Regions from separate parts of the Mus musculus genome. Here region 1 is linked to region 2. Evidence: chromatin loops called from intact Hi-C (ENCODE). Cell type or tissue: left cerebral cortex. All regions are shown on one strand. Each heading gives the region's core, and the rest is flanking DNA. Links, peaks and the distances in the headings are about the cores only.

Region 1 (15,201 bases), core at 7,392-9,891, 200 kb after region 2:
TCCTTACTAAGCCATCACCAGAGAAGCTTCCTCCCACAGCAGATGGGGACAACTGAGACCCACAACTTGACATTATGCAGAGGGGAGGGGCCTTGGAACAGGCAGTTCTAAATGTCTTCAGCAAATTCCTTCCTACAGCGCTCAGAGAATCCCATGGGAGAGGAGATGGAAAGAGTGTAAGAGCTAGAAACATGGAGGTCAGCAGCAGAACACGGCCCTGTAAATCAACTGAGCAAAGCTCTATGAATTCACAGAGCCTGCAGCAACAAGCACAGGTCTGCGTGGCTCTACCCTAGATCCTCTGCACACAGATTTTAGCTTTCAGATTAGTATTTTTATGGGATTCCTGAGTGTTGTGGTAAATCTCCAATCCCAATAAGCCTGTGCAAAGAACATACAACTCAGTTATTGTATTTATAAGCTGTGTGCCTAGATTGAATATATACACCACTACACTACTCCATTCCCCAGCTGGGAGATCCCTTGCTACTTGTGGCTCCTCCAGGCCACGTGGTTCTGCTCCATCTTCCTTCCACTTCCTCCTCCTTCACCTTCCTCTCTCTCCTCTGTCTCCTAGTTTCTCTCTCCTCCTTCCTCTCTCTCCCTCTCTAACATTTCCAGCCCCACCTTTCTCTTCCACTGCCCAGTCATAGGCTCCAGCCTTTATTTGACCACTTAAAATGGGGAGAAGGCTCAAATGGAATCACCTGAGTGATCCACTCCTCACTGGGGCAGCCCCTCTTGAGGAAGCAGAATTAGCATCAAAATACAAACAGCACCAGGGCAACCCACAACACCTGAGTGTGTGAGTGAGTGGATCTCTGACTCTTATGCCTGCTTTGGGGCTCTATTCCTTCTGTTGGTTTCCTTGTGCAAATCTGATGTGATGGCTTTTGTTTTGTCCTAATATATTTATTTTATTTTGTTTTTGTTGTGTTTTGTTGTTATCTTGTACAAGAAGACAGTTCTTTTCTAAGGAGAGACAGAGAGGGAGTGGATCTGGATGGGAGAGGAGGAATGGGGAAATGGAGAGGAGCAGAGGGAAGGGGATTTATTGTCTGATCAAAGAATCTATTTTCAGTAACAGGGGGTAAAAAGGAAAAGAGAAAAGAAACTCTAGGGATCCAGTGTTAAAGCTGTTCAGCAGCACCATTAGTGTCTGTCACACCCTGTGCACTGCATGCAAACTGGGAGCTCACTTAGGAGAAACCAGAGCTCCTGCTGGTGTCTCTGAACTCTGGCCATTACAGATCCAAAGACATTTCCTATTTCAAGGAGAACAGGAACTGTCCACCTTTGGAGCCTCTGCTTCTAAATCTGCTTGATCCGGTTGTTTCTCCTGTCCTAGGCAGCTTAAGCATCCAGACCTGTCTCAGCTCTTCCTTACTTTAAGCTGAGGCTCCTTGTTGTGTATATTTGTGTGTATACATACATACACATATATATGTGTGTGTGTGTGTGTGTGTGTGTGTGTGTGTGTGTGTATACTGAATATATATGTATACATATATAAGTACTGAATATATATGTATACATATATAAGTACTGAATATATATATATAATAATTCATTCATTTGTTGCACACTTCCATGAAGTTTGAGAACATATATAATCATAGAGTCTCCATCACAATCAAGGTATAAACCCAGACTCCACCCCAGGACCCCATGCCCTTCTGTAGACACTCCTTCCCTGTGTAGCCCAGCCCATGGCACCCTTCTCTTTCTGCTCTTACACACTTGCTTTTTAAGAACACCATGGGCTGGATCCCTGCAGTAGCAATGCATCTGAGAGCCACGCACAGTGCACTCCACAGCTGTGTGTCACACACCAACACAGCTGGATACAGCAGGAGATTCCAGGGCAGGAGAGATGTGAGGCGTGAGCTGGGATTACACAGGATGCATCTCACACCCTAAAAGAAAGACAGTGTTGCAAACAGGCCAGGAAAAACTAACAGGAAACTGGTGGGTAAAGTGTGAGCAGAATGAGAACAGGATGCTGGCCGTTAGAATTTCCCAGCAGAAAACCGCTGCTCTGTGGTCAGATTCTCTAAATAAAATAGTGCAAGGGGGTGGGGTTTTTGTGTTGTTTTTGTTTTGGGTGGTGATGATGGTGATGGTGGGGTGTGTGTGTGGGGGGGGGGGTCACACGTGCCATGGCCCACATTTAGAGGTGAGAGGACAACTATATGTATCTGGTTCTCTCCTTCCACTTTTGTGTAGGTTCCGGGGAGTGAACTCAGGTCGCCAGGCTTGAAGCTTTCCTCACAGGGCCATTTTGCTAGCCCAAGGGAAACTGTTTGGGCAGAAAGGTGCTTTAAGGGAAACTTAAGATGACCAGCGGGTTGTAGTTTAGGGACCTCTGTGGGCAGAAAGCTGCAGACATTTAGCCAGCAGAAGTAATGGGCAGGTGCAGGCATGAAGACCCCGTTTTCCCTTTTCACTCATTTTCCCCAGTGCTGTGTAAAGTTGGTTTACTTTGTCATGAGCTCAGGGATATTTGAGTTTTTGTAAAATATAAGGGTTAATTCATAAAGTCGTTGTAAACACAGACAGCTTTTTATGTGAACATGGGAATTTCCCTCAGAGGGAAAACACAGGGCATGAAGTAATTGAAGTATCAGTTTTAAAAATGCTCAACTATTTTCCCCCTAGTTTGGTAGCATTAAGAATATTCAATGCATTTACTATGTATGTGTTATTTTATCCCACATTTTGGCTCATTTCTATTATTTATTTAGATATTCATTTATTTATTTATTTTTGAGATAGGGTTTCTATATACAGCCCTGGCTGTCCTAGATCAGGCTGGTCTCGAACTCAGAAAACTGCCTGCCTCTGCCTCCCAAGTGCTGGGATTAAAGGCGTGTGTCACCACTGCTTGGTTCATTTCTATTTTTAAAGATCGTTGTGTATGTGTGTATTTTATGCGGTATGTGTGAGCACGATGTGTACTGTAGACAGTTCTCAGGTAGAAAAATGCCTAAAGACAGGTCCAACAGGCCCTGACAAGAACTAGCGGGGTCATAAGAGAAGAGGTGGTGCTGGAGTCGGTGGGAATTGCTGGTCTTCCCAGAGAAAACACCAGTGTGCTGTTAGGTTTGTCAGTTTGAACCAAGTTGGGAAGAGAGAACCCCGGCCGAGACTTTGCATCCATCAGATTGTCAACTCTATGGGGGCATTTTCGTGACTGGTGATAGATGTGAAACAGTCCATCCTTCTGTGGGCTGTGCCACCCTTTGGCGGGTAGTCCTGGGGTGTAGACAGGCAAATATGAGCAGGACATGAGGAACATGAGGAACAAGCCAGGAAGCAGTGTTTTTCTGAGTCTTCTTCAGCTCTTGTCCCAGCTTCCTTTCCTGGTGAGCTATTGACTGTAAATTTGTAGTTATACCCTCGATTATTTTGGACCCTGACGTTTTATCACAACAATTGAAACCTAATTAGGATGAACAGTATCACAGCCCCACACCAGCCCCGCCTTACATGGCTGTTCTGTGAACACGGCTCCCCCTTCTCCATCCTTTGGGCACTGTCTGGAGCCTTTTCTACCCCAGCTTCCTCTCTGAAGTTACTGACCGATTCCAGAGGCAGCAGAGGGGCGTTTTGTTGTAGTTGTTATGGAAAAGGCAAGGAGTCCCTGGGGTCCATTGCAGGACAAGGAAACTAGGAATTCTTTTCCTTGCTCGGCCTTTCTAAAACCCTCACCCACTTGCTAATCCAGAACCTTTATTACTCTGTCCCCTAAAGGTTTTGATCACGGGCGAGGATAGAGGGTTAGGGGACCACTGTATCTCAGGAGACATCCAAACATTTTACTCCACAGAGCCCAGCCAGGACATGTACTCAGAAAGCCACACCAGGTGAAAGAGGTCATCACACTAAGTGACTAAGAGGGCAGACGCCAGCACGCGCAAATCAAGTGCAGGGTGTGGACCAGCAGAAGTGTGGGGGTGCAGATCTCTATGGCTGGGTGTTCCCTGAGAGCCCACACTGTGAACCCTGAAGTTGATGTCAAAAACACCAGGCAGAAGAGAGATGGTGCAGAGTAGCTAGAGAAGTGTTCTCGGTGTCTCTGAGTGTCTGTGAGCCTTGGGAGAACGTGTAGATTTGAAGCTGGTTTCGATAAAACCAATTGAAATATCTGTTAAAAATCAATTGAAATTGATTACGTTGCTTAAAGGCAACAAAATGATGTCTTAATTGCAATTTAGTGAGGAGAGACGGGATTTATTTAGTTTTTCCTCTTTTTTTTTTTTTTTTTTTTTTTTTTTTTTTTTTAATCGAGACAGGGTTTTTCTGTTTAATTTTGCGCGCTCACTCGGAGTGTGTTTTGTGTGTGTGGTATAAGGCAAAAAAGGTGGCTGGAGAGACAGCCGTGGGTGCTGGGAACCGAACTCTTATATTTTTGGTTGTGAGCCTAGCCTTTAACGGCTGAGCCATCTCTCCAGCCCGCCCAGGAGGCACATTCTTGAGCTCATGTAGCTACCAGGCGTGGCTGAACGTCATTGCTATTGAAACTTTCATCATTCCCCGAATTCCTCTCAAAATCAAATACAAACAAAACCGAACTCTTGGCGGCGACCATTTCTCGCCGGCCGACTACTGATCGCTGCTTCGCCCGAGAACTGAGGACACGGATTGGAAGAAGGGGGTCGTGTCAGGACGGAAGCGTGGCGTGGGGAGAAGACAGGAGGGTCGGGCGTGTGCAGCTCTGCGTGGACAAGAGCGTGTGAGCTGCACTGGTGCCTATGCGCCCGGAGGACGCGAAGGATGCGATCTGGGTGCGTGGGCGTGAGGGTCTGTGAGGAAACTGGATCTCGGAATGGTGTCAGTTCTAGAGATGTGTTTGGGGGTGGCGTGTGGCCGTGAATTTGTTTTCGTGTTGTACTTAGAAAAAAAGTGAGTGTTTTCCAGGAGAAAACTGGGAATTAAAGAAAAAAAAAGTGTGTAGACCAGGCTGTCCTCGAACTCCAGATCCTTCTGCCTCTGCCTCCTTCAGCAAATCCTACCGGCCTGCGCCACCAGGACCGGCAGGCGTTGCTGCTGCAACGATTCTACTTAGCTATGTATTCTATGACGTCACCGCTTTCTCCAACGAGGAGATTGTAGGGTACAACGCCCAGCAGGCCTTCGCCCCAAACCGCACCGTCAACCTGGCTCATGCGGTTCTCTGCCGGTCTCACGCACACTTCCCGCCTAACGTCAGCCACCCCTCACTCTAGGGAACCGCAACCTCACGAGCCCCGCCCGAAGCCTCTTTTCGCCCCGCGCCCCCTGCCGGTCACCCCAGCAAACACACTCCCGCACCTTCAGGCGTGCATTCCTCTGAATTCTCTGTATTCCTCCTTGGCTTGCGCCCTCTTGCAGTGCCCAGGGCTTTTTCTAGGTAAGCAGACACAATGGTCCAGGTAAAGAGACTGCAGAATTAGATCTCTAGTGTGCTGGTGAGGGCAGGGGAGTGTGATAAGGTCTCAGGGTGTCTGCCGGTGACTCTGTGGCTCTGACTGTGAGCTCCGATGTTTCTTTCATTCATTTCCTTCCATATCGGAGCAGTTTGTTTGTTTGTTTCGAGGATGAATTGGAAACTTTCAAGCTTCTTTAAATGCCTAATATGATAAAGCACATCTGTGTGAGTGTTTGTGAGGACGTGTCCAGTGAATATTATTAGACTTTGAGGGGGTTAAAGGAATGAATGGATAAATCCCTGGGCGGATTCAACATACGATGGCATTTTAAGAGCAGATCACAGGTAAGAGATTGTGACCTGGTAGTTAACAGACCAGAGCACCATTGCACCCCGGGCCTTCTCTGTATATCCCATTTATTATATTTAATACGAGAGGCTTCTCTTTCCTCTATACCTTCAATTCATAATTTGTGCTTCATGGTGTCCCCAAATTATTGCATGCTTATTTTTAAATTATTTAAAAAATATTTAACAATTATTATTTAATTTAATAACAACATTTACTATTTAATAATATTTGATAATAGTAATAATTTTAAAATTACATTTTATTTCTTTCTTTGTTTGAATGTTCCAGCTGCTCTACTGTGCCTTCACGTCCTGACATTCTATCTTCTACTTGCTCCATTCTCCTAAGGAAGGTTTTTCATTGAGTCTTCTCAATGTGCGCTAGGATCACAAGAGAGCCACTGCGATGAAAATGAGAACGCAGCCACTGGACTGAGTGATGCCCTTGCATGTACAGAAAACTTGCTACATCCCTTCAGCTTGCTAAGCCTTCCCGGAGGCCTTGAAGGAAGGACAAAGAGACCACAGTGCAGTTTGGTCTCTACCAAAATGCCACGGGTGACCTTGCAATACTCCCCAAGGGGTCCTCCCCTTCTTTACATAACAGCCATTTAAACTCAGCCTGTGGGTCTAGAATAGCCTTTAAAACATATGTCACCGGGCAGAGCTGTTCTGGCTAGGTTCTGCTCTGGTCTGGTTCTCTCCACCAAGACTGGAGTCCTCACACAGTAAAAGCTGCTGCTGCCTGAAGGCGCCCCTTGTCCAGAACTGTGAGTGTCTCTAACAAGTGGAATAATCAGGTTTCCAATTTTATCTCCATTTCATCCTGCGTTTCCTTCAGTGTTTATACGTCTTTACTGAGTGCACCTCTGAAACCCCCTTCACATCTTTGCTTCTGTTTATCATTTTTCTTTTAAATCCTATGTCCTGTGATTCATTGAGGCAATTCTCACTGTAGAACATTTCCACATCACGGCCACATACTGTTTGGTTCTTTGTTTTAGTTTGCCCTCTATTGCTGTGATAAAGTCCGAGGACAAAAGCAGCTTGTGGAGGAAAGGGTTAATCAGCTTCCAGTCACTGCCTTTTATGAACAAACACCCCAATAAGCAGACCTCAAGGCAGGAACCTGGAGGCAGGAATGGAAGCAGGGGCCACAGAGGAGTGCTGCTAACTGGCTTGTTTCCCATGGCTAGCTCCGTTTGCTTTTTCTTATAGCCCAGCACCACCTGGTTGGTTATATGACTAGAGTCAAGACAAGCTAGGAAGGACCATGCCCTACTGCTTCAGCATCCTGCCCTTCAATATTCACACAGTGAGGACCTCATGTTCAAACAGACATTTCCAACATTGAACAGGATGTTGTCACCCACAAAGTTCACTCTTGAGACTCACATGATTGAGTTAAAACAAACAAACAAACAAACAAACAAACAACACACACACACACACACACACACACACACACACACACCTCATCACATTTTAAGTAAGCTTTCAATTTTGAAGAGAGTTGCATTCCTAACTGTCTTGGTAGACTTTGTGGCTCATGGGATGTGCATGCAGGGTTCTAAGTAAGTAATCATATGCTCATGTTGATGACAACAGGACCCAACCGACCATAGGGTAGAAACAACAGATGTGGTTGCTTGCTGTCTGGAAGAATTACACAGCAACTGCTGTGTGCTTCAGGACCGCACATTCTTCAGCCTTAAGAAGAAGGAGTCATTTAGTATCAGCCTCCCATATGCCACCTGCACTATGTGAGGAAGACATTGAGAGTCTAGAGCCAGCCTCATCCCTATGTTCTAGCTCCGCAAGCACAGAGGACGCTTGGGTCCTGACGACTGCAAGCATCAGACATTAGCAAGGACAGTAGGAGTCCCATCACTAGCAGAGAACACAAAACTCCCCCCAGGAGGTCAACCTAGAGGCCTGTGGAGCCTTGGTCAGTAAGCATACAAGCACAGTGGCGCCATGACAGGAAGGCTTGCCCCGGTGCGTGGGAACCCTGGCCCTACTACAGGAGTCTGGGGATGTGAGAGATCACCAAGGGGCCGTGAATAGTGAGGGGCAGCTCATCTCAGGAGCCTTTGAAGGATGAATGAGGATGAGAACGCCTGTGTCCTGGTGACACAGAGAGGTGTTCATGAAGTAGTGACAGTTATCAAAGAGAGGAGGAGGAGGAGGAAGAGGAGGAGGAGGAGGAGGAGGAGGAGGAGGAGGAGGAGGATGGGGAAAGACTATGGGTCACCAGCAAAGGCAGCTGGTGGAGACAGAAAGTGTACCAGGCACAGTGAAGAGGAAAAGAGGTCACGATGCTAGGAGAATAGGGCAGACAGGAGAGGACAAATCTGTGTATCACATGCAGGGTGTGGAGCAGAGACTGGGAATGCGGATCTCTGTGCTGGCTGTTCCCTGTGAGGCCAGACAATGAGCCCTGAAGTTGATGTCTAGAGGCAGAGCCCTTGAGCGTGTAGAAGTAGAGAAATGTAACTTAAGGGTTGTGCTGGCTGAGCAGGGGTATTGTGAGGGAAAGGGAGCCCGTCGGGGGAGAGAGGAGTGTGGAGTGAGGGCGTGCATAGGTATATGTGTGCCTGTGTGTCTGTAAGAACTGGTATGAGCTGGGTGCCGGTTTCCGAGCTTGAAGAGGGTGACCCGAGGCTGCGATGAGGTTTCTTGGGTGTTGGAATTTTAGTGGGCATGGGTACTTTATTTCATTCGGTAGCTGGTCTTTTCTTGGCGAGAAAAAAAAATGTGTAGACCAGGCTGTCCTCGAACTCCAGATCCTCCTGCCTCTGCCTCCTTCAGCAAATCCTACCGGCCTGCACCACCAGTACCGGCAGTTACAGCGGCCGTTTCGAACATACTTAGCTATGATCTATCATGGCGTCACTAGCCCCGCCCATGAAGGAGGAGTCCGGAACCTTAGTTGCAGTCCTAAGCCCTGCCTTCAGGCAACCCAAACCATAGCATTAAACAGGCCTCGCGAACACTCCCGAACTCATGACCACCACCCCTTTCTCTAAGGAATCATTGCCTCAAAAGCCCTGAAGGCGCTTCTCGCTTCTGCGCCCCCTGCCGGTCTTCCCGGGAAGCGCACTCCCTCACCCTCAGGCAATTCCTGAGCCTAGCAGCAGCAGCTATGCTTTCAGACTTAACTGAGACCATTGTAAAACATCTTCAAGATCCATGCAGCCTCTTTTGCTTATTCCCGCGTCTCTGGACAGTACTTTGATGTCACAACCAAGAAGTCACCACATACAATGACATTAGTATTTTCCTCTATGTTTTGCTATCGAAATTTTAGAATGTTAGAGTTTTGTTTATCTCTTTAACTCATTCTGATTTATTTTTGTACATGGTAGGACCTAAACCTGTCATCCATTTTTTCCATCATTCGCTCAATAGACTGTTGTTGTCGTCGTCCCCCTTGACCCTGCCTCCCTTGGTTTGGTTTTGGTATCCATGTGAAGACCATGTGATCATTACGTGAACATTTAATATTCTTTGTTCTCTATTCTTCACTTTGCTCTATTTTTCCTCTATGTCAGTATCTAATACTTATTTCATTATTATAGGTTACTAGTGTGTTTTCAAATAAGCCCACCTACATCCTCCAGCTTTGTATATATTCGAAGTGTTTTGAACGATTCAACTCCCATGCAGTTCTAGAAGGCATTATTAGTGTTTGATAGGGAATGCTTTGAACCTGTAGATCACTGTTAGTCTGACCATCTCAACAATATTCCTCATTCAACTCATTAACCCAAGACGCCATTTATTAGTGTTTGCTTTAACTTCATGCAGCAATGTTTTCTGACTTTCATTATGTGAAACATTCCCATTTATAATTTGGTTTATTCCTAAATTATTCAGTCTGTTTCCCGGTATTGTTAGTGGAATTATTTAAGCTTTCCCCTAGCATTGCTCATTGTTAGTGATGTACACTGGTGACTGTAATGATTTAAACAAGAAATGTCCTTCACAGTCTTGAGCATTTGAACACTGGCTTTAGGAGGTGTGGCCTTGCTGGAAGAATATGTCACATGTCACTGGGGACAGGCTTTGAGACTGTAAGGTCCCACCTTACTTCCAGTTGTCTCTCTCTGTTTCCTGCTTGTGCTTCAAATTTGAGCTCTTAGCACCCTGTTCCAGCCATCATGCCTGCTTGCTGGCTCTTCCCTGCTATTAGAGATTCTAATCTTTTGGAAGTATAAGCCAAAATTAACTCTTTCTTTTATAGATTGCCTTGGACGTGATCCCAGCATCAGAAAAGTAAATGATATAGTGGCCAATTTCTGCATTGGACAGAAATCGAGGATGTGGACCTATTTAGAAATAGTTCTTTGGGAAGAATCCAGTCTGCGTTGCCAGGAAATCAGCAGTCCAGTTCACTCACGTCAGCAGTGGCAGCTCAATCCACTCACAAACACCACTCACAGATCTGCAATGACAGCGCAATCCAGAAAAAACTGCAAGGTTCTGAGCAAAGAGGGGCAAGGTGAACCAACACCAGACAGCACTGTCAGCGAAGACCAGCAACGGCCAAGCCCAACATGTCCAGCAAAGAGTGGCAAGGTGAACTAATACCTTGTAATACCTTGTCCTTGTAATACCACTCAGTGTTGCCCACTGTCTGTTGGGTTGTATTTATGCCCTTCCCAAATACCATGTGTTCTCTCAAGTGTCTGCTCTAGCAAAACATCGCATGTCCCTTTCCCAGACAGCTTCCAAAAAAATACCACATGTCTGTTCTCAACAAAACATCCTCCGATGCGTCTTCTTCAGCTTAAACATCCTGTCATAAGACCGTTTCTGGAAAAACATCACATGACATAACTGAGTCTCCAAAGAAGCCAGAAATCTCCTTTACATATAAACATAATTTTAAAGAGCATGTCCTCTGCTAACAGACATGATTTGATGTCTTCTCTAATGTCTTTGTATTTTACTTCCTTTGTGTGCCTATGGCCTCCAGATCTATGCTGAGCAGCAGTGTGGTGTGTTTACTGGCCAGCAGGGGTCAGCACTTGCCCTGAGTATTTACACCCCTGTCCCCAATGAGTAAGATTTTAGCCACTGGCTTTTTAAAAATGCTCATCACCATGTTAGTGCTGGGGCTTCTTCCCCTAGTTTGTTGAATGCCTCACCATAAAGGGGCGTCTAACCTTGTCAGTGTTGTTTCTGTGTTCTCTGAGATAATCATGTGACTTTTGTCTTCCCTTTGTTAACACCGTGCCCTGTGATTTTCATGTGCTAAAGTGTCACTTGTATTCCACAGGGTTGAAATCAGCTCTCTTGTCTATCAGAAGGTTTACTAAGCTGAATGAAAGAAATGTGGAGGGCTAACAAGAGGCCATACTCGCAGGGTGTGGACGAGAAGAGACCGGTAGTTCTATAGAAGGTACGAATGCAGTGGTCCTGAGGCCGCGGGTGTACCGCTCTGCACTCTGAGCTCTTCCCATCACAGATATGGCAGTTACTTCCCGTCTGCTGTGCTTGCAGTTGTGGCAAGCATGTGGGTCATGGCTGTTTAGATGCTTATTATAAGCAATTAAAGCATCAGGAGGAAAGTTGTAGAGTCGCCCCGGCTTCGCTCTGGTCCTTACACTGGAGTCAGGGAAGCGGAGGGACTGGATAACTAACGGCAAGGAGCATTTGGTTGAGATATTAATTACAATTATGTAATTGTGTGCTTATGTGCAAGAGTAATTGCATTTTATTTCATAGTGATATAGTTGAAATTATTAAACAGGCTATGAAAATTGAATCTGGAAACATGACCCTCTGCCACACCCACTCCAGTGAAGACTGCATGACAGGCCCTAAAGCTTGGACCCAATCCGGAGACAAAGAGTTTCACAGAAACTCAGTCTCCTGGAACCTTAGCACAAATGCTCCAAACCTGTTACTGTGTTTGTCTGTCAATGGATCTGTGTGCTTTCTTTCAGTATTGTTTTATTATACTTGCCTCCAAGAAATGATTTTTTTTTCCATTTTTTTATTAGATATTTTCTTCATTTACATTTCAAAAGCTATTCTGAAAGTCCCCTATATCCTCCCCCGCCCTGCTCCCCTAACCACCCGCTCCCACTTCTTGGCCCTGAAGTTCCCTTGTATTGGGGCATATAAAGTTCGCAAGACCAAGAGGCCTCTCTTCCCAAAGATGGCCGACTAGGCCATCTTCTGCTACATATGCAGCTAGAGACACGAGCTCTAGGGGTACTGGTTAGTTCATATTGTTGTTCCACCTATAGGGTTGCAGACCCCTTCAGCTCCTTGGGTACTTCAAGAAATGATTTTACAAATACCTTAATCAGGTTGAACTCTACTGCCTGACTTTCATCAATGTCCTAGGCAGTCCTTGAGCTGACCCTGGGTTTGAAATTTCATAAGAATGTTTTTACCTATTCAGACGAAATGCCCCAGGGTTGACAGTTAGGAATCAGGTATTGGCATGGTGGTGCACGCCTTTAATCCCAGCACTTGGGAGGCAGAGGCAGGCGAATTTCTGAGTTCGAGGCCAGCCTGGTCTACAGAGTGAGTTCCAGGACAGCCAGGACTACACAGAGAAACCCTGTCTCGAAAAAAAAAAAAAAAAAAAAAAAAAAAGGAATCAGGTATTTCAGTTTGCTGGATAGGAGCTAGTAATCTCAGGGCTAGTTCGACATAGTATATTAGAATTCTCATCACAGACATGAATGGCAGCCTACATTGCATAATAGTAGAAAGAAGGTGGGTTGTGGGTTAAAGAGGAACTGGAGTATTGTATTATTCCTGAAAGGGTTAGTAGAATGGAACTCCCCTAGTGCATGTTTTTTACTAGGCCCAGAGGAATAGCATAATCAGGTATTTACTAAGGGACCCCTGGTGGTGGGTTTAACAATAGACTAGCATTGTACCTGGGTCCTGTGAATATCTGATTTTAGATAGGGCTGTTCCTATCTCAGTTGTAAACACTGCCTGGCTCCCCCTAGCGTTTTATGTATGCATTTTCTTTGTTTTGTGTAAAGGGCTGTGCAGAGAAACTCTGTCTCGAAACAAACAACAACAAAAACCCAAAATTTAAAAAAGAATTAAGTATAAGAACGGATTCAGTGCTGGGTAATGGCAGTCACATGAAAATATTCACTTCAGCACTGGGACACATGATTGCACTGAGGATGTGTTTATGAGAAGAAGCAGGTTATTTGTAACTGCTTTAGGAAGACTGACCCATCCAGCAGGTCCAGTTATTCGAGGGTCTCGAGGGGACCTTCTCCTAATAACCAAATGGGGGGGGGGTATAGAGAGACAAGGGCCTTGTGCACATAACGACTTGGAACTGTTCTGAATTGCATCAAAGCCCCAAATGTATTAGCCAGGCCCAAGGTTTAAATTCACAAGCAAAAGGGGGAGAGTGCCTTTCAGCAGAAGGAATGGGGCAGAGGAAATGCACCTCAGCAGGAGAGATGGGGCAGCAGAAAAAGAGGAAGTACTTCTCAGCAGGAGGGATGGGGCAGTGGAAATTTTTCTTTTGGCGACTACAAGGGGAAGCAGGAACTTGGCGGTATCAGGGTACATCTTGAGGTCAGGACATCCGGCGCTGACTTTCTCGGAGCAGTGCGTCCGGTGGACCGCTTTTGACCCCCTTTTCTTCTCGGGGGGAGAGGCCCAATTCAGAGATCAGGACAATTGTGTTGTCTTAATAGCTCCCAACAGAAGACATTCTCTGAATTTGTTTTTATGTAAATAGAAATAACTTGTGACTCTGAGGCATCATTAAAGCTAGCCCCAGATGCTGAACGTGGAGCCAAAGGAGCAAGAAAATATTGCTGTTCTGATTATCCGTTGTATTAAAAAGTACTATTTACTACTGAACAAATCCCTCCAAAATGAGTCAGATTGAAAGGTCACTGGCTTTATTGTCCCGTCCAGCAGGGCTTAGTTATTCCATGGGTCAAGGAGGACTGAGGCCTGCAAGAGAAACGGGCAGAGAAAGGGGAGCGAGACCAAGCAAAGAGTTGTCAAGGCTTAGGAAGTCTGATTATAAGCACACAGTGAGAGAAAATAGGGAGGGGTTGAGGGGGCATAATAAAATATAGAGAAAGGGATGGACATCTGGGGTGAATGCTGATTACAGGCTTCTTGTAGCTTATCTTGGAATGTTGGCCCTGAAACAGTCCCGGGCACCAAACGGAGACATGGAGGAGGAGGTGAAGCTGCCTTAATCTAAGCAGTTCTAGGCGCCAAGTGAAGGAGGGAGTGAAGCTGGCAGTCTCAGGCGCAAGGTGGAGGCAATGAAGGAAGGGGTGACATAATTCCCTTCAAAGGGTCAGCGGATCTTCAGGGTGAGAGTTACTGAGGGCCTAGTTTCCCACAGTTTGGTCTCTCACACTTTATGGCTATCTATCATAACACAGGGCCTGCCAAGGCTCCACCAGGTGGCAAATGTGAAATTTCTCCCCAATGCACTTTGCTTTCCAAGTTGCAGCACTGCGTTATGGACCCAAGGTGGCGACAGATTCCCCTTTCAATCTATGAGCTAAGACTCCTGCTGTGAACTCAAAACTTCCTAAGATAATGTCTTGTATTGCTGGGTCTAGAGAAATGTGCAAAGATTCCTCAGAAGGTAGGGAGGAAGCCCTGAGAGGATTCACACAACAGGAGTCAACGTACAAAGTGGCTTTGTGGGGTTGGGCTTAATCTCAGCTGCCTTTAATCCCAGCACTCCTGAAGCAAGACGAGGGGATTTGAGGGCCGTCCTTCAAATTTACACAGGGCTTCAGGACCCTGTCTCAAAAACAAAAACAAAACAAAAACAAAACAAAAAACTACCACCACCACCAACAACAACAACAAAAAAAATAAAAATAAAAACAAAACAAAGCAGAACAAATTGGCATAGTGGAAAGATGACTACATGTAGGGTTGTGATCCCAAGTCTGCTCCACCACAGGGCTGGGCGGTTTGGGGATGCGGGACTTTTGCAGGGAGGAATGTCTGGGAAGGGAATCTTATTGATAATGCCCTCTGTGCATAAAGGTACCTTATTAGCATGGAGATCTGTGCCTTGAGCATACCTGACCAAAGATTGCATCTCTTTTCCTGTTGTCTTGTTCTGAGATATTAGGGATGCCTCATCTACATGTGGAAGGGCATGGGGAATTGGTTACCCTTACATGACTGATGGCGGGCTGTGGCTATATGGCAGAGGGCTGGTCCTGGGAGCAAGCTAAGCTCCTACTTGGCTTTTAATCTCTACTGAGGACCAGGTTCCTCTCACAGTCCACTGCCCAGCTAAAAACTGAAGCAATGATCAGAGAGAGTTCTGGGTCTGAGTCCTGACTCTCTTGATGGTTAATTTTGTAACATTATTGAAACATAAGGCTCTGATGGGCAACTGAGGAAACTAATACTCAACTGTGAGTTTGAAGAGGTCAGCTCAGCACCTTCGG
Region 2 (15,201 bases), core at 6,810-9,309:
TGACACGGAGTCTTTAATCTCAGCCCTCAGGAGGTGGACCTCTGCATTCAAAGCCAGCCTGGTCTACAGAGTTAATTCCAGGACAGCCAGGGCTACCTACACAGAGAAACCCTGACTTGAAAAATGAAAACAAAACCAAAACCAAAGAAACAAAAAAATTCAACTAAGACAGAAGCTGGAGTGCTATAACTGTCTCAAAGCGGGAGGGGGGCTTTAATGATTACAAATTAAGATTTTTTTCTATTTATTCACCAGAAAAGATGATATAATGTTACAGTATGAAATTTGTAAAGAAATATTTGTTGTTCATTTTGGGGCAAAACTGAGTGTCATTAGGAAAGCTGAAATCTCTTGAAAAATCAGTGTCCTTGTCTGTCACATGAGGAAAGCTGCAGCATCCACGACACAGGTTTTAAATAAAGATCAGATGAATCATTAATGACAGGATATTTAGAACGAACTCAATAACTATCGAGGCCGCGCAATCAGTAGAGAATCTGGGCCTAAGCCAACCTTGGTGATGGTCTCTGTGCTGTTGTAGAACGTGGCCACTGTACAGAGTTCCGTCTCTATGGTTCCGTGCCTGTTTATACAGCTGTACAGAGTTCCGTCTCTATGGTTCCGAGCCTGTTTATAAAGCTTCATCTGTGCCTAGCTTAGCTGATACCCCAAGCCAAAGAAAAGCTCAGTTTACATAGGACAGCAAGTGCTGGCTTGCAGCCCGGCTGCCAGGCCATTTGCATTGTTCCAGGAAGGAGGAGGACCATAAATATTTTTGCTGTGCCTTGAACTCTGCCTAATTGATCTGTCGCTGCGCAAATAATTACAACAATGTTTGGTTAATTCAGTTCAGCCCGGGCACAGAGACTTTTGAGTCTGTGCTTCCGCCTTCTTCCGGGACCAACTCGGGAGGGGAAAGGTGGGGCAATGAAAACAAAACAAAACAAAAACAAAACAAAAAACACCTAACTATAACAACCCCAAACAAAAATCTAAGTGTTACTCAGATCTTTCAAAGGCCGGGCATTTTCTTTTAGTATAAATAAGGAAGTTCTTATTTGGGATTAGAAAATATTTGAGAGTCCACAGAACACTAATGACTTTGTTAAGCCTTTTATGATCTGAACTGTGTCCAGTTTCTCTTTGTTCACTGACCTGTGATACCTTTAAGTATTAGAAAGAGGAACAGGGAGGCTCTGTGGATGCCATTGTCCCCTATCAAAGGGAAACAGTTTTAAAAAAAAATGGAGCTTTTAATTTTTAGGTAAAATGATTATCACGAAAGATAGGCTTATAGCCCTGGCCAAAAATAATGTATATCGAAACATGCAATTTTAGTTTTGAAGAAATTATGCAGCCACACAAGCTAATGCCTCATAGAGCAAGACTTTTGGGGAACCAGATACCTGTGATTGTGTTTACTGCCCCAAAGTTCCCGCACCCCACCAGTAAGATCAGGAACAAGTTTTCTGTACATCTGATAAATTCATCTAACCATTTCCTATTTGAAACTAATTTTTCTTGAACTATTTTTTATGGTGTAAACATTTGACATGAACTCTGCCGTCTTAGCAAGTTTTAAGAGCAGAATTTAATACTGTTTAAAAAGCACAGTGTCTCATAGCAGATTTCCAGAAATTACTATCCTGTATGGTGGAAACTCTATACTCCCCCTTAGTTCTGTTTTACTCTCTTTTCTGTGAGATTCACTAGTTTGTGTGCTTCTTATAAGGGGACTCAGATGACACTTGGCCTTAGGATTAAGTAGAATCTTGGGCTGGATAGACGGCTCAGTGGTTAAGAGTATTGATTGCTTTTCCAGAGGACCAAAGTTCAATTCCCTGCATTCACACGACAGCTCACAACTGTCTGTAGCACCAGCTCCAACATAAAAATAAGAATAAACAATCCAAGCATGGTGATGTACTCCTTTAATCTTAGTACTTGAAAGGCAGAGGCAGTAGGATCTCTGTGAGTTGAAACCAGGCTGGTCTACATAGTGAGTTCCAGGACAGCCAGTTACATAGAGAGAACCTGTCTCAAGAAAACCAACAACAACAACAGTAATAAACAACAAATCTTTATTTTCATTAATTTAAGTTGGAATCCTATATACACTCCTCTGACTTACAGTATGCTGGGCTATTTGATTTAGTACTTAAAGTGATACCACCAGGGTCAGTTTGAATTGAGCAGGGCAGGGCAGGGCAGGGCAGGGCAGGGCAGGGCAAGGTGCTGACTCCTTGTGAGGTCTGTGGAGTTTATGGAAATCCTGCTTGAGAACAAGCAGATGGTGGCTTCCTGGAGGCCATGAAGAGCTGGTGTTCTGCCTTACACAGACTGTTCACACAGCTTTAGAGTAATACCCAATTTCCACTTCTTTCTTTCTTTCTTTCTTTCTTTCTTTCTCTCTCTCTCTCTCTCTTTCTCTCTCTCTCTCTCTCTCTCTCTCTCTCTCTCTCTCTCTCTCTCTCTCTCTCTCTCTCTCTCTCTCTCATCCTGTTTCACAATCACAAAACTCAACAGCTTCCTAAACCAAAGCAAATATTTAAAAATGTGTTTCCTACTTCAGACCCAGTGACTTCCTCAGACACTTCTTCAAATACAAAGGTCTTCGTTATCAAGAGATTTTGCCCACACTAAGATTTGTGCATAAAATGCTTTAATTTCTCCTTTCTTAGGAAGCCTGTACATTTGGAGCCGATGTGTAAGACAACATTGTTGAACAAGATGCCCAAACGGGAGAATTCCTTCCCTCACCGTGACTGCTTTTATTCTCCCTGGCAGCACTTACAATTTTTCATCCACATTGCTTCTGATATTTGTCTCTTCTACTTAAATAGCAGAAAACAAAACCTGTCTTTCTTCGGCTTTCTGTTTCAAAGCACGGGACAATTGCGCAGTATGTATTTTTACACGGATGGCTACTTATATTAATATTATGAAGGAACTGATCCAATATGAATTATTCAACTACTAGCTATTAGCTAAGTTTATTTCTCAAATAACCACTTTAGTTCTTCCGTAAAAATAGCCTTTAGATTAATTTTAATTTTATTTTTTATGTGTGCCAATGCTTTGCCTATGAACCACATGCATGCAGTTCCCTTGTAGGTCAGAAGAGGGCGTCAGATCCCCTGGGATTGGAGTTACACATTAGGATTCTCTAAAGTAACAGCATTTATAATGAATCTTTTTCTAATATGATAAGGGGATTTATTGGTATGACTTACAGGCTGCAATCCAGCTAATCAAACAATGGCTGGCCGTGAATGAAAAGTCCAAGAATCCAGTAGTTGTTCAGTCCGCAAAGCTGGGTGTCTCAGCTGATCTTCAGTAGATGCTGGAATCTCAAGTATGTAGGTGCTGGCTCTCATGCCAGTGAAGGAATGGACATGCTAGCAAGGTGAGGGCAAACAGGCAAAGAGCAAAAGCTTCCTTCTTCTCTCTCCTTATATAGATGCCCAGCCAAAGGTGTGGCCCAGATTAAAGGTGTGCCTTCTCACTTCAAGGTCTGGTTTAATGGCGTGTGTCTTCCCACACCATAGGTCCAGACTAGAAGTGGACTCACCTACTTCAAACCAAGCAAGAAATCTCTCATAGGTGTGTTTTGCATTTTCTGAATTGTGGTTCATTTTAAGTAGACAACTAAGAATCACCGTCACACAGGGGGTTCTGAGCTGATACATGGATGCTGGGAATTGAGCCCAGGTCCTCTGGAGGAAAGGTCAAGAGTCAGGAATTAATCTTCTGTTCTTGATCGTGGTGCTGTGTTAATGACTCATTTATTAAGAGTCTTACTTTATTCGAATTGTGCATAAAATGAAGATACCCTTTAAAATACTATATAGCAAAGTCAACTAATCGATCGAATAGATTGGTCTGAAGTATTGTGAAGAGAGGAAACCTACAGATACGGGTTTTTCCAGATGTGTTGTCACGTACCTGAAATCTCAGTATTGAGGAGATGGGGGAAGAAGGGCTAGAAGTTCAAGGTCATTTTTAGCTTCCTAGTGAGTTTGAGGCAGTACTGTTCTACATGAGCCTCTGTATGAGTAATAAATAAGTAGACAAAACCAAAACCTACCATCTCAGGCTGCAGGCAGCAGTCTAGGAAACACTCTTTCAGTACACTCAATACATTTGTTTGTTTGTTTGTTTAAAAAAATCGAGTTTGAGGTATTTGGGTATTATTATCATATAGTGTTTGCCTAACCAGAGCCAGTCAGAGTCTGGTGGGATAGTAAATCAACAGCCACAGATGTATTTATCTTAAAAAAAAAAACACATAAAATCAGGGTTTATAAACTTCAGGAAAAAGCAGATTTCCAGAAATTTCTCAAATGTTTTTGATGCATGATCAAATATAGCTTTAGCTAGAAGTCTAAACGTAATTTTACCCTGAGTTTTTTTTTGGGGGGAGGGAGGGAGGGAGGGAGGGAGGGAGGGAGAGAGAGAGAGAGAGAGAGAGAGAGAGAAGCTTTTTAGCAGAGCCCACAATGACTTAGTTCATCCGCCTTTGTTCTTCCTTTGTTCATTTCAGATTAAATTTAAAAATATGTAGTATGAAATGTATACTGGCTGGTTTTGTGTGTCAACTTGACACAAGCTGGAGTTATCACAGAGAAATGAACTTCAGGTGAGGAAATACCTCCATGAGATCCTCAATTAGTGATCAAGGGATCAGGCCCATTGTGGGTGGTGCCATCCCTAGGCTGGTAGTCCTGGGTTCTATAAGAGAGCAAACTGAGCAACCCAGGGGAAGCAAGCCAGTAAGTAACATCCCTCCATGGCCTCTGCATCAGCTCCTGCTTCCTGACCTGTTTGAGTTCCAGTCCTGACTTCCTTTAATGATGAACAGCAATGTGGAAGTGTAAGCTGAATAAACCCTTTCCTCCCCACCTTGCTTCTTAGTCATGATGTTTGTGCAGGAAGAGAAACCCTGACTAAGACAAGATGTGTTCCAAGGACGGACAAAATGCTCAAAGAATGCAGGAGTGTGAATGTTGCCAGTGCACACTGATTTTCAAATGTTCTTTATGCTGAAGTTACAGAATCATCTTGTGTTATGTTGTTATCCACATACTCTAACTGGAGTGAGGCTCTGCAGCTGTATGATTGGCTTAATAATCATTCCCATCAAAGGGAATGACACATTAAACACGACTTGCTAAACTTATTCATGATACTCAATACTGTCTCTTGCTCATTCAAAACAATGAAGGACGAATCCTGAGTGACTATACATCCTAAGTGTTCAAGTGCATAAAATGAGACACTTGGTCCAAAAGATAACTCTGTCTAATGTTAGACATTTTTACACAATTGGCAAACCATCTTGTCATTTTACTAGTACATTCCACAAGTTAGCTCAGAAGAAAATAATTGTATCTGGTGATATTTAGGGATATTTCATTTATTTTCCTTTTCTTTGAGTGTGTTCATTCATGCATACAATGTATTGTGATTCTAGTCAACCCTCCATCACTCTCCGTTATGCTTTCTTCCTCTGAACTTCATCTACTGCCTAACTAATTCCCTCCCATGGAGTTTGTGAGGGTTGTTTGCAAGAGCAACGGGCAACTTGCCAGTAGCTATAGTGCTGAAGGAAATGATGCTCGCTCTGCAGGAAACCATTAACTCTCACAAAGTGGTGGACCTTGGGGCAGCTCCCCATCCATAGTGGATGTTGAAGGTATCTTGTACAGGTATCCTTGGCTGCTGTTTGCTTATGATCAGTACATCCCTGTCATAACAGGAGGCAGTTTACCATAATCCTCCTCACCCTCTAGTTCCTACGTTCCGCCTTTTCTTCTCTGATGCTGCCTGTGCCCTGGGCGACTTACTGCCTTTGCGGGTTGGAGATGAGGTGGCACGTAATCAATGACTCAGACTCTGGGGGCAGGTGAAAAATGCAAGCAAGCTCATCTGAATACTGCTGCAAGTTCCTTCAAAACCCTCCACCGGCACCCTATTGGTCCCCCATAAAGCATCTCTTCTAAACGTCAGTTCCCAATTGGCTGGCATTGTCCGTGCAAGCAATCCTTGATCTCTCAGGCAGTCCTCAATTAGGTCCCCCTGCAGGAGATGCTTTAGCTGCTGTGCAGCCCCTGGAGTTTACATAGAGCTGCCCTCCCCCCTCCCCCTGTTCCTGCTACACTCTGATGTCCCATTTATGGCTGAGCATGCAACTGTCACTTACCCTCAATACTTCAGCCAGATAATAAGTCTCTGCATGAATCATTGCCTGCTGCAAAAAGGAGATTCTCTGGCCAAGGCTGAAAGGTGCCCTGGTCTATGAGTACAATAGAAAGCAGTTTGACAGCATATCCAATTACCATTTGATAAAGCCTGCAGAATCACGCATGTACGCCATCCTGTGTAGAGGCCTCAAACCCAATTGCAGAGCAGTTGGTTACCCCTAAACACTCATGACATTATTGTCTCAGTGGCAATTGCCTTGCCCGGCAGGTCAGTAATGTATCATGCTGGGCCTACAGCTGGGTATGACCACTGATGAGTCCCCTTTTCGGCAGAAGCCTGTGTAGTATCTTCAGACACAATGTATGGTTGCCAGAAAGGAAGGAGCTTCTAGCTTTGTTCCAGGTTGATGTCTCTGTATCCTGCAACCAAGATACAGAGATATCTTGTATCAGAGATACCAAGAGATGGCACTGTGCTCTTAATTCTAAAACCTGTGATCTGGGAGCAGCACTCTCCACTCATGCAGGGTACCTCCATTTTAAGCTGTTTACTAATGTATATTTTTAAGTAGCTCATAAAATAGTAGATTTTCACATGACTTGTTCACAAAAGGTTCACTTCTAGGATTTTAGACGGTATTCTTCAGGAGTGACAGCTGTATTAAAAGATTCTCATGCCTTACCTTTCTTCACACGTCACTACCTATTACTGTTGCCTACAGAGTGCTTGACTCTGCTTGAGAAAAGCTCCCAGTGTTTAACCTTTATTAGACAGTTATTGGCCTTTACACAGGTCACTTGTACATCCCTTCAAATACTACTAATTTCATTCTATTTGTTAACAGTTTAGGTTTGAAAACAAAACATGGACTAAGGCTGGGCGTGGTTGGCACACGCCATTAATCCCAGCACTTGGGAGGCAGAGGCAGGCGGATTTCTGAGTTCGAGGCCAGCCTGGTCTACAAAGTGAATTCCAGGACAGCCAGGGCTATACAGAGAAACCCTGTCTCGAAAAAACAAACAAACAAAAAACAACAAACAAACAAATAACCATGGATTAAATGATATCCTCCTCTATGTCACCAGACTGAAAGGGAGAGGTCACCCTCTGTACACATTTCCCGTGGAAAATGTCAAAGAACTTGGAAGTCAAATTTTTAACACTGGAACTGAAATAAGGATAAAATGTTCGGTCACACACACCCAGAACGCTGGTCCTGGACTCTTCAATGGATGCCAGTGGGAGAGAAAAGGATGGATTGCTCTTTATTAAAAGAGACCAAAGTGTCTACAACCAATGGTAAACGCTAAACTGGGGCTGAACTCTGGATTGAGAAGGGAGGATCTAAAATATATTAATGATAGTTTAGCAAAATTTAGAAAATTCAGATATAGGACCGATCTTAGAATGTTAGGTTGTATTTATTTATTTTGGCTTTTCGAGACAGGGTTTCTCTGTATAGCCCTGGCTGTCTTGAAACTCACTTTGTAGACCAGGCTGGCCTCGAACTCAGAAATCTGCCTGCCTCTGCCTCCCAAGTGCTGGGATTAATGGTGTGCGCCACCACTGCCCGGCTAGGTTTTTATTTTATTTTATTTTTTTATTTCTTAGTTTTTTCCTGCAACTATCAAGTCATTCAGAAAAGAGGAGTCAAGAGAGGGATGAGGTACATTTGAAATAAAAAACAATAATGATGATTGGTCCTGGGTTGAGAGATATCAGTGTACACAGAGCATTCCCCATCCTTTAGGTAAATGTGAAAAGTCCCCCTAAGTGCTATACTTTCAACGTTGCAGTTGTATATTATGGACACAAGGTGGCGATAGACTCACTTTTGAAATTCTGTGAATGCAGAAGCAAATGCTTTCTAATGTAACTAACATCTACCCTGGTTTGCCTGATCTAGGAAGGGAACCAAGCGAAGTTGCCCCAGAAGGCAGTGCGCCACGAGAAAGTCCTCAAATGACCAGTTAATTTGCAGTTCATCTGGAAGTCTAAGAAGCAACAGTTGGTAGCTTTGGAGAGATCTGGGTTCAAGTTCCAGCTCTCCTGCTGATTAATTTTGTGACTTCACCAAGACACAAGCTTTGAGAGGAGAAAATGAAGGAACTGGTTTTGAAGATTTGGGGTTGCTTTTCTTCTGGTTGGAAGAATTACCATTTCCCTTTTGGTTACAGAGTGAGAGCAAGAGCGAGTTAAATCAAAATATTCAAAATTTGTACTGGGTGGCTGGGTGGTGGTGGTGCACACCTTTAATCCCAGCGCTTGAGAGGCAAAGGCAGGCAGATTTCTGTGAGTAAGAGGCCAGCCTGGTCTACAGAGAAAATTCCAGGACAGCCAGGACTAACACACAGAAACCCTACTTCAAAAAGTAAAAAAAAATTTTTTAGACATATATGCAGTTATAGATACTATGAAATTTTTTTGTGCAGTGTCGCTATTTGCAGAACAGAAGTTGCTTCTAAAGAAAAGAGCTTTGGATTGGTGAGAACTAAGTTACCATTGGCCAGGAGTATAAAGTTCCCCTGTGCTATTGCACAGTTAGAGTAACTATAGATCAAATGATAAAGTACTTAAAAGGGGGAGGGAAGCGAAAAGAACGATTTAATGCTTTCATCATAAGAAATGATAAAGGTTCAAGAAGTTAGCTTTGTGTACCCAGTTTCAGACATTATCCAATGTGTATATACACATAGTATATGTATACACATAGTATAGTATATATGTAAACATAGTACCTGAGAAATACATACACTTTTGTGTCTTTTGTAAAGATTTGGTATGTGTGTGTGTGTATGTATGTGTAAGTGTGTATGAGTGTGTGTGTGTGTGTGAGTGTGTGTGTGTGTGTGTGTGTGTGTGTGTGTGTGTGTATGTGTGAGTGTGTGTGTAGTGCTCACAGAGGCCAGGAGAGCATGTCAGACCCACTGGAAGTAGCATTACAGGAAACTGAGAGACTCTGCATGGATGCTGACATCCAAATTTAGAATTCAATGAAACTATCAAATGCCTGGAAGCCAGCTGTTTGGGGCCAAGTATGTCTCCTGCTTCTGAGTCTCCTGCCTTGGTCAGCAATGACAGCTCCTACCATGGAGGCTGGATAAATTAACAGATTAAGAATAAAGAGACCACAATGGTGGGGGAGAAGTTAACTGGCAAGATTGAAATGTTGCCTATTTTCTTGTTGGAAGAGGAAATAGACTGGCCCTCTGAGGAAAATTACACTGTGCACTATGCCACAATCGCCTCGCTCAGGGCTCCTTCTGGGAGTCTGCTGCCTTATGCTACCCTTTCAAAGTTGCAGCTGTGAATTTAGCATTCAGAAACTTAGAAAACACCCGGACCTTCTTCTTTAGTCCTGACTGAACCTGCTATTGTTATTTTTCTAAGTGGCCATGCTGTCAAAGGGCCTCCTAAATATGTATGTTTATACCCCTAGACCTGGGCTGCTCTCGGCCTTGGTCAGAGAGGCTTCTTTGTGCAGTGAACAGCCCTCGACAGAGAGATGCACAACTGACCAAGATGCTGTGGATAAGGGACTGGGTTCCAGCCCTAAATAGGACACCTGTATCAGCCCCCACTCCAGAGGCCCGGAGAACACTGCGGATGAGGAGGTAGGAAGAATCTGAGAGCCTGCAGTGGGAGGAGTGCTGTCTTCCAGCTATGGCATAGCCATTGCGTTCACGGGCTCCCGGCAGCTGGGGTTGTTTACACAAGACCAGCCAAAACCCAGCACGGTAGGGAGATGATCCCCACCCCTTACAGAGGAGCTAGTGACAGCGGACAGATGTCCAGGGAGAGAGAATCATTCTTTTTCTGTGTGTGTGAATGTGGCCATTGGTAGGTTTCTCGGGCTTCAGAAATGCTTATTTTAAAGTGACTTTGAACTGCCTTCCCTGAAGACGAGACAGCAGGTTCTTGGGCCTGGGGTGCTCTTTTGACTTGATTTACCTAAGAGAATGTGAAGGGGGCGAGTTCTGAGTTGGCGTCTATCCAGGGACCCCATAAACAACCCGACTTAGACCTGGAGACCCATGAGTGTGTCAGTCACATGGTCCCTGAGCTGAGCTCAACCAGTATCAGTCAGGACTCAGACAATCGGTCAGGGTTCCATAGATGTGTGGGTCTGCTGAGACTCGACGAGCAAAAACACCCAACTAATCTCATCTTAAGAACAAAGCCACTGGATGCTGAGATGACTGTCATGCAGCAAAAGTTAAGGGATGTAAGCATCATTGGACAGCTGCGTTTGTATTTAATGCCATCACTATTTTATAGTTCAAATAACTTTGTTAACTACATTTGCAATGATCTTGAATCATTTGCTACGGACTCCTTTGCCCTGATTATAATAACTACACGTTTTGGAGGTTTTTGTTTGTTTGTTTTTAATACTCATTTGGGCTCTTTTTGTCTGTGTTTAACTGGTACTGCTACAGATCCTAACTTAGGAAAACATAACTAGTTCAAGGCAGCCTGGTTATGTGCTAACCAGGCGATGAGAAGTGTAAACAAACCCACATTTATCATCTGTCCCCGTCAGCACTGTCCTGTGTGTGATAACACACTGTGGCTGATGGAATGCCCACAAATGTTTAGATGTGGTGTTGAATAGTTTTGTGTCAAGTTGACAGAGGCTAAAATCATTTGAGAGGAGAGACCCTCAATTAAGAAATTCCATCAGATCTGGCTGTAGGGCATTTTCTTAACTAGTGATTGCTGAGGGGAGGGCCCAGCCATTGTGGGTGGTACTATGCCTGGCCTGGAGGTCCTGGGTTTTATAAGAAAGCAGACTGAGCAACCCATGAGAAGCAAGCCAGTAAGCAGCATTCCTCCATAGCCTCTGTATCAGCTTCTACCTCCAGGTTCCTGCTGTTTGAGTTCCTGTCCTGTCTTCCTTCGATGTGATACATAGTGATATGGAAGTGTAAGCCAAATAAACCCCTTCTTCCCCAATTTGCTTGTTGTCTGTTGTTGCAGCAATAGAAACCCTTACTAAGACAGTTGTTATGGGTTATCTGCCTTCCAATTCGATATGCTAGGAATTTAGGAGGAAGTACAAAGGACACATGCACAGCACGCTCTGATTCCCTAGTGTCCCCAGGTGTATGAGAAAGGACCCTGACGGGGCCTGTTGGGGGTACTCAAACTTGGGCTCCAGCTCTATCAGTGGGTTACCCCCCAAATACTGACCATTTATGTAAATGAAGCATGCTGGCAATGGCAAGGCAGGATGGGGTGTTTCCCGCTTCATGGTCCCTCTTTCAACGAGTAGCAAAGTGTCTGGGAAAGCTTATCTAGCTTGAGGCTAGGGTATAGACTGGAATGCACTCTAAAGAGAACATGTAGCCATGGGAGTGAGTACGGTAGGGCCCTGATGGCTGTTTGGGCTTCCCTTTAAGAGGTTTGGTTACTAGGAGCTTAGTTTGGGAGGTTCTCTATTTTGGCTGACAAGCTTAGGTTACCCAAATCCTTCTCATAACGCATGGCTCATTTGTGCTAGGCATAAGATGGTAAATAGGAGGTTGGCTTAACAGGTTCGCTTTGGGACACAGTTTGCCTTATTGAGCATGGACTCCAAACTAGTTTATACCCAGATACATTAATAACACAGTTGATTAGAAACTGTCAATGTTTGATGGCCCTTAGGGGATGAAAGACTTCTTCCATGGTTTAAGGTAGGCTTAAGTGCAGCTCTATGGATCTGGTGGTCTTAGGGTGTATGCTGGTTTGGGGGTATGTGTGGTGGTCTTGGGGTGCTAACAGATAGCTGACTCATTCTCTAGAGAGGAGGTGTGTGCCTAGCATGTACAGGAAAGGAACCTAGGCTGCCAAGGGCATTCCCAAAGGAGACAGGTGTGCACAACTCAAATGAAGTAGAATCCCAAGTCGCTAAGTTATTCCCTGTGCTTGCCTGCCTAGGTTGCAGACATGTTCATTCCAACTAACTGTCAAGAGCAATGCTGTTGTTGCTTCTGACTAACTCACTATGTGGCCCAATTTCTTAGTTACTTTTCTGTTGTTATGATAAAACACAACGACCGAGGTGACCTGTGGAAGAAAGAGGTTAATTTGGCTTTTTGTTCCAGAGGGTCAGAGTACATAATGGCAGGAGGAAGGCAGAAGGTATGGCATCTGGAGCAGAGAGCCAAGAGCTCACATCTTTGGACCAAAAGTGTGAAGCAGAGCAAACTACAAGTCCGTGAGGCTTTTACTCCCAAAGGCTTCCTCCAGCGACCTTCCTCCAGCAAGGCTGCACTCCCTAAACCTTACCAAACAGTGCCACCACCTGGGAACCAATCCACCAAAGCCAGGCTGGCCTTGAACTCTTGCTTCTCCTGGCTCAGCCTCCCAATGCTGTTAACATGGACATGAGGCACCAGTCCCTGTATTAAGAGAATTTTAATGATTTTGGTAAATGGTTTTCTTATGACTGTTTTGTAGATGAGCTCAGACACAGACTGTGGGTGGGGGGGGTCACAGACTCCAGGATTAGAATCCAGGGCACCTCAGGTGCCAGGGCTTCTTTTTGTAGAACCCCTCACGTAGAATGGCACATCAACATCTCTATCTCCTTTACAGAATAGAGAAACTACACATGGGCATCTGTAAGAGTCCCAGTGTTTTCAGAGTCCATGTGCTGTGCCACTAACTGTACTGAGAGGCAGACAGCAGAGACAGGTTAGGTGCAGAGATCTGGTGTGGATGGTAAAGTAATTGAGATGGGATTCACACTCTAACACATCATGTGAAAAGCTTCATGTTGTAGCACTTCAGTTTTGTTTAATATACAGGGTCAAGCTGTAGACATGGCTCAGTGATTGAGAGCACTGGCTGCTCTTGGACAGGATCTGAGTTCAGTGTCCATAACCCACATAGTTGCTCAGGGTTTCATGGTATAGTTCCTTTTGGCAGATCCAACGGTTGTCTGAATTACAGCTCTCAAAAGTCACTTTGTCTCCTGAGATAGCAGCACAGCTGTCATTTTCAGTGTCACCAGTGATTTTTAATCTGAGAAGGAAGAGAATATCCGCCCTTAGTGTTTAGGATTCTCTATAATTATCCTGTCTGTCATTGGTTTCCTTTGGACTTTAAAGGGGAGAGGAGAATGCACAGTTATTGAGTATAGTAAACACAAACATCCTGTTGTGAACATTGAAGGCAGAGTGGATAGAAACCTCTAAAACTGCTGTTTAGTCATTGGCAAAGAAAGATCCTTCCAGAAAGAATCTTGTACAAAAAGGAGAAGGCTCAGAAAGGCATAATTAGTCTCCCATTCTACTGCATCGATTCACACTCTAACACATCATGTGAAAAGCTTCATGTTGTAGCACTTCAGTTTTGTTTAATATACAGGGTCAAGCTGTAGACATGGCTCAGTGATTGAGAGCACTGGCTGCTCTTGGACAGGATCTGAGTTCAGTGTCCATAACCCACATAGTTGCTCACAGTGTCTGGAACTCTAGTTCCAAGGGATCTGATACACCTCTTCTCGCTTCCATGGACAACAGTACATGCATATACATAAAACAGAATGAATAAATCTCTAAGATTAGATTAATAGTAGAGAAGCATAATACAAACATATAAGTATGTGGTTTAACTAGCTAATATTTAGGGAAGTATTAAGATAACCATGAATGCATGACAACAGTTACATACAGTAGGTGCACAATGAATGTATTCAATATACAGAGTGAGCTCACAGGGTCTAGATCACAGAACTGGATGCAGAGAGGGAAACAGGCTCAGCTCAAGTGATATATAGTCACAATTCTTTTCATGCTCTTTCCTTAGGTTGACAAATATTTAATTAACATAAGTTTCAGCTGTGCATGGTTCCCATCGATCCATGCTGGTGGGAACACGATTAGAATTCAAGCTCTGATGCAGACTGTCTCAGGGTTGATTGTAAGGGAGAGATGAGTTCTAAACGCACTGATGGATCTTAAAAGAAGGTGGCATGTGATAGTGGGCAGGGCGCCCTCACAAGTGTCCTTCCTTTGTTTAGTTCCTTGTGGAGCCCTTGACCATGAGAGACAATCTGAGGTCATCCTGGTGGTCCGCCTGCTAGTCCAGCCATGATTCCCCCTCTTTTATCTCTTCTGCCCTTCAGGATTTTTCTTCAGCTCTCAGGATAATTTCCTTTGTGCTGATCTGTTTAAGTCAATGACTTCTTTTCAAAATTCCTTTGAGGCTTCCCAGGTCTTCTACCAGACTGCTGGGGAGTTCTCTAACATTCCTTATTAATTCTCTAAACAATCCTGTCTGAGAAACTGTTTCTCCCCTTTCCTTACCTGAAAGCCAGGGACAGAGAGTTAAAACAAGAGTGGACTTGCTTGACTGAAACTCTTCCGACTGAGCCTGGCAGCCTCCAGACTTACCAACTGATTCTGTCTAATCATAGTGTCATTTTGTCCTCAGAGTAAAGTGACAGATTTGCTGAGTTTACTCTGTACACTTCACTACTCTATTGTACGCCAACTTGATATGTTTAACAATTTCTATACTTCATACATTGTCATTACACGTGAAGTAAACCTACATGTGTTTCAGCATTTTACTTCCAATCTCATGTATTCTGAGTAACAAGGAATACATTTCCCATATCGATTTGTGTGATTTGCTTAAGTGTATCCGAGCAAGATTATTAAGCCAGTCTTCCATACCACTCCTGAAAACCCTGCTGAAAGCACTGTATAGAAATTTGAATCCTATATGCTTTGCTTATGAAATGAGTGAATCATCTGCTCTTGCTATCCAATCACAAACACTGCTAAAATGTATATCTTAACTCTGAATTTAAGCTTTCTCATTGCATTCACGGTTACCATGACAACTCACACAGGAGGAAAATGAAGCCCCTTGAACTGTGAATCAAGATGATTTTCCTCTCTTGCTTATCTGTGAGATTTTGTTACAGCAATGAAAACTGATTAATGCCTGTTTCCATCACAGCCCCTACTTGTTTCTTTCATAACTCTGGTTAAACTGTAA

What was found. Hi-C counts contacts between places; a loop is a spot of excess contacts. Peaks named below come from ENCODE experiments on the same cell type or tissue, not always from the same donor. Only the 100,000 strongest peaks of a DNase experiment are listed, where the experiment ranks them.
Region 1: a loop joins it to region 2, with 4 times the contacts of the local background. A loop is called at or near these places in 3 of 42 quality-filtered maps.

What each region holds. Positions count from the first base shown.
Region 1 is chr6:128,794,504-128,809,704 of GRCm38, forward strand. Gm34755 (a long non-coding RNA gene) reads left to right here and starts at 4,206. Exons shown (of 4, transcript XR_378057.3): 1 at 4,206-5,392; 2 at 6,051-6,531; 3 at 10,008-10,342; 4 at 11,046-11,328. In left cerebral cortex, for the core only: a CTCF peak has its summit at 8,858 (motif pointing left); DNase peaks (open chromatin) are centred at 7,604 and 8,732; H3K4me3 peaks cover 1,060 bases; H3K27ac peaks cover 696 bases.
Region 2 is chr6:128,596,637-128,611,837 of GRCm38, forward strand. Klrb1a (killer cell lectin-like receptor subfamily B member 1A) reads right to left here. Exons shown (of 6, transcript NM_010737.3): 6 at 12,591-13,215. The coding sequence ends at 13,062. Among named protein-coding and RNA genes, the nearest start is that of Klrb1a, 19 kb to the right of the region's middle. In left cerebral cortex, for the core only: a CTCF peak has its summit at 8,010 (motif pointing right); a DNase peak (open chromatin) is centred at 8,059.